Linked DNA regions of Homo sapiens: region 1 is linked to region 2. Evidence: read pairs that join two places in POLR2A ChIA-PET (ENCODE). Cell type or tissue: MCF 10A. All regions are shown on one strand.

The links. Peaks named below come from ENCODE experiments on the same cell type or tissue, not always from the same donor. Only the 100,000 strongest peaks of a DNase experiment are listed, where the experiment ranks them.
Region 1: POLR2A ChIA-PET joins it to region 2 with 6 read pairs; 4 of 35 experiments call an interaction of 5 or more read pairs at or near these places.

What each region holds. Positions count from the first base shown.
Region 1 is chr3:42,019,759-42,022,258 of GRCh38, reverse strand. It overlaps a transcript of TRAK1 not described here. Among named protein-coding and RNA genes, the nearest start is that of ULK4, 59 kb to the right of the region's middle. In MCF 10A, no CTCF peak of the experiment used is centred here; DNase peaks (open chromatin) are centred at 1,118 and 1,388.
Region 2 is chr3:42,130,042-42,132,541 of GRCh38, reverse strand. All of the region lies in intron 2 of TRAK1 (trafficking kinesin protein 1), which reads right to left. Among named protein-coding and RNA genes, the nearest start is that of TRAK1, 40 kb to the right of the region's middle. In MCF 10A, no CTCF peak of the experiment used is centred here; no DNase peak of the experiment used is centred here.

The DNA.
Region 1 (2,500 bases), 110 kb after region 2:
CACCAAACTATGTTTCTTCCACAAGAGACCTTTGGAATGTCTTGATATTCGAATCCAAAGCAATTCTTCTAATGCCTTGGGACCACTGAAAAATTAACCCTTTCTCCTCAAAGTCAAAGCAGAGAAGCTAGTTGATGGGTGAGCAAAAACCACAGCTCACATCAATGCTTTAGGCCATGGGGGCTATTCCTGTTACTGTCATACAGAGCAAGTCCAGGGCACACCCCACCCTTGAGGTGTGGCACAGAATACCTGTTCCAAACTATTTTTGGATGAATGGATCATAAGGAGTTCAGTAAAAACAATAATTATGGCTAACACAAATGCTTCCTCTTAGCCAAGCACATGTATAAATTCACATAATCCTCTTAATAACTGTATGAGGGCCAGGCGCAGTGGCTCACACCTATAGAATCCCAGCACTTTGGGAGGCCGAGGCAGGTGGATAACTGACCAGGAGTTCGAGACCAGTCTGGCCAACACAGTAAAACCCGTCTCTACTAAAAATACAAAAATTAGCCAGGTGTGGTGGCACACACCTGTAATCCCAGCTACTTAGGAGGCTGACGCAGGAGAATTGCTTGAACCAGGGAGACGGAGGTTGAAGGGAGGCAAGATCGTGCCACTGCATTTCAGCCTGGGCAACAGAGTGAGACTCCATTTCAAAAAAATAATAACTGTATGAGGTTATCATATAAGGTAATGATTCCGAAGCTGCCTGTCATAAACAGGAGTTGCTGGGTTCAACACACCTAAGCAACAATCTTACAGGGGAAAAAAGAACATGGCTTCAAACACATCAATGCTGTGCTGCATTGTATCTACACTGTTCAATCTGAAGGTTTTTACTTTTTAATTAATGAATGAAAACAAAGCTACTTCCCACTCAGGTACATAAAGCAATTGTACAACTGTACAATTCCCATAGTATTCTGCATTTTATTTAAAATATATTCTAGATGCAAAGGTTGAAATGAAATGCTCACTGTCTAGGTGACACTCTTTTATTCTCTACTAAGAAAGCCAGTAAACCAATTGTCTCAGAAATTCTGCACCCAAATGTAATACTCGCAGACACAGCACCAGTGAGTCATACACATAACAAATTGCTCATTTTCCTCCTCCCCACCTTTCCTCTAAATCATTATAATGCTATTCCTGAATCATAGGTTTGGTTTTTTGTTTGTTTTGAGTTTTTAATTCTCCAGTATAAAGCTTGCCAATTCCAACTTCCGAACATGACAAGAATCTGTCCCTTTAGTTTAAGTAAACCTCCAATTTTCTTCCCAGGTTTGAAATTCTTCAGTGCAGGCAAGGCCCACACCTCTGGATCTCACACTAAGTAAAAAATGCCCCTTGATACTATAACTGTCTTACTAGATCTCTTAAGATATCAGATTACCAAACTCCCCAACTGGAAGTCCAACAGGCAAACCAAGTTTACTGTGGGAGCCCTGTATTCAGAAACACAAGATGTAGCATACTCTTTTACAGAGTTATCTTTTTTTCTTCTGGAAGTCTCATATACCAAATCCAGAGAAGAATGAACACTTGGAAAACTTAATTTTTACTAAAGCTGAACATATGTCTTATGACCCAATGATCCACTCCTGAGCATATACCCGATAGAAATGAGTACTTATACACTTAGTTCATAGCAGCTTTATCCATGATAGTCCCAACTGGAAAAAAAACAAATGTCCATCCACAGGTAAATGTATGAACAAATCATGATATAACCATAAAATGGAATACCATCCCACACTAAAAAGGAATGAAGCACTAGTACATGCAACAAATGGATGAACATTGCAGACAAAACATTGAGCAAAAGACCAGACACAAAAGTACACACTATATGACTCAATTTACATGAAGCCCAAAACAGGCACAATTATCCTATGGTAATAGAGGTCACAAGAGTGGTTATCTACAAGGAGTTACTGGCAGTACAAGTGGTATATGTAAGTAAAATTAATGGAGCTAAGATAATTAAAGGTTCAATGCGTAAGAAATTAAAGGTTCTAGTTAACTTGTCAACCTTAGATGGTAATGCAACATGATATAAAATATTTGTTCCACAGAACACAGTAGCAACCAAAAGTCAGGCAGAAACCGAGACAGCATTGTCCCTCTCGTGAGCATTGTCCTCTTCCCACTGCTGTTCTCCAGCCAGAACACGGCCACCTGGTTCCACCATGAATCTGGACCGTCAGTCCCTTTGGCATGAACAGCTGAGCTGTCTTCAGTCACTCTCTCCCTGATTTTCTCATCACACTGAGGACAATCAATTCTTCTGGAGGTCAAAGGAATTTGTCTTCCCCACTCTCCAAGAAATATTTCCCAATGGTCCTCAGACAAACATAAATTCAAGGGTAGTTTCTGCTCTCATTGTTTACCTGCTCCTAAAGGTCCAAATTCCTGACTCAATAATACAGCTGAAGCCAAACCACTTCTAACATTATAAGGAGACATTTTATCTTTGGTCACATCTCAAATC
Region 2 (2,500 bases):
TATAATCCTAGCACTTTGTGAGGCTGAGGTGGGAGGAATGCTTGAGCCAAGGAGTTTGAGACCAGCCTGGGCAACATGGTGAAAACCCTGTCTCTACAAAAAAATATGAAAGTTAGCGAGGCATGGTGGCATGTGCCTGTAGTCCCAACTACTGGGGGGCTGAGGTGGGAGGATGGCTTGAGTCTGGGAGGTTGAGAATGCAGTGAGCCAAGATGGCACCAAGGCACTCACTCCATCCCGGGTGACAGGAGAAGACTGACTCAAAAAAAAAAAATACACCAAACAAAAAAAAAAAAACAAAAAACATAGCATTTACAAGTAATACAAGTAATCTAGACTTAGAGTATATGGAAAGATGTGTACAGGTTAAATGCAAATACTATGCCATTTCATATCAGGGACTTGAGCATCCATGGATTTTGGTATCTGCAGGGGACTGGTTCCAGGGCTGGTTTTTTCCTTTTTCTTTTTTTGAGGCAGAGTCTCGCTCTGTTGCCCAGGCTGGAGTGCAGTGGCACGATCTTGGCTCACTGCAACGTCCACCTCCTAGGCTCAAGCAATCCTACCACCTCAGCCTCCTGAGTAGCTGGGACTACAAGGTGCATACCATCACACCCAGCTTTTTTTTTTTTTTTTTTTAATTTTTTGTAGAGATGGGGTTTCATCATGTTGCCCAGGCTGGTCTCGAACTTCTGGGCTCATATGATCTGCCTGCCTTGGCCTCCTAAAGTGATGGGATTACAGGCGTGAGCCACCACGCCTGGCCAAGGATTGTATTTTTTTTTTAAATTTTATTTATTTTTATTTGTTTGTTGTTCATTTTTGAGATGGAGTCTCACTCTGTCACCCAGGCTGGAGTGCAGTGGCACAATCTCGGCTCACTGCAACCTCTGCCTCCCGGGTTCAAGAGATTCTCCTGTCTCAGCCTCCCAAGTTAGCTGGGATTACAGGTGCACGCCACCATGCCTGGCTAATTTTTGTATTTTTAGTAGAGATGGAGTTTCGCCATGTTAGCCAGGCTGGTCTCAAACTCCTGATCTCAGGTGATCCACCCACCTCAGCCTACCAAAGTGCTGGGATTACAGGCATGAGCCACAGCGCCTGGCAGACTATATTTTTTAAAGCTCTAGGTGCATCAGGGTTGACAGCCACTGATTTGGAAGCTCAGAGGAAGAGGAAAAAGAAAGAACTGGTGAAAGAGGCTGGAAAGACTGTCCAGAGAGACAAAAGGGAACTCTGGGGGCAAGTGAGGCACTGGGAGCCAAGCCAGGAGAGTGACCAGAAGGGAGCGACCACTGTGTCGGCCCTGCTCAAGGGTCAAACAGGATGAGGGGAGACAGGAGCCTCCAGGTACAGTGGTGGAGGTAGAGGGATTCCAGTTAAACTCCATGCCAGATACTCCGGGTCCTCATGCCTTATCTTGAGCAAATTCCCACTCTCCTGGGATGAGCCCTGCATGAGTAAAAAACATGAGGTTCGTTGCCCCATAAAACCAACCGTATAAACGCTTGCTATGTCTGTGACCGTGTGGACACAAGTGAATGAGCAAAGGTGAAAATGGGGGTATAATAATATTACTGTAGGTTCTACTTTATGGACACAACTCTAGAGTGGTGAGGAGACCTGCACACAATTCCTGGCCCCACATACCCTGGCTGTGCAAGGCTTAGCAAGTCAATGCACCCCGCACCTCAGGGGCCCCATGTGAACAATGATGGTTGGACTAGATTAAAGGTCTTTGTTGTTGTTGTTTACTTTTAAGTTCAATTTTTAAAAGTTAAAATGGCAAGGGGAGCTGGTTTAATATGCAGGTTCCCAGACCCCCCTCCCTCCTCCCACATAAGCAAAGTAAGCAACTCAGGGTAGGATGGCACCGAAGGCCTCAAGAGCTGCCTGCATTGGTCCAACCCAGTGCAAAGTCCTTGGGTTAGGTCACGGAAAAAAATAAATAGTCCAGGAGATGTTTTTATCTCCTTAGTCAGAAAACCTGAGCTGAAATGCAAACAAGTCCTCAAAGGATCAGAGGTAAATACCAGTCACTCAGTAAATACTGTTGGCTAATTCCTTAATATTACTTTACAGTAAAAGCAAACGATGGAACAATATTTTGAAACTCTTATTTGCTTCATAACCTTCTCTTCTTAGGAAAAAGCTGCTCCAGGTAAACTCAGGGAGGGTGGTCTGCAGATCATATGCAGGTGAGATATGGATTTTTTTTTTTTTCCCTCAATCAATGCTCCTTAACCAAAAAGTTACATAGAACAGCCCCTGGAAGAAGGGACCAAAAAGAGTTGCATAGCCACCTAAAGACCAATGCAGCAGCTTTCATGTCTGCTGTCTGCTGCGTGTTATGTGACTACAAAAGTCTATAGCACACACTGTCATTTCCACCAGGGATTAGGGAAGTGTGACCTACAAGCCACAGGATGGAGGTGAAAATCACAGGGAAAAAAGAAACCTCATCTTCAAATTAAGCTGTATCAAGCTAAGTGTCACTTGG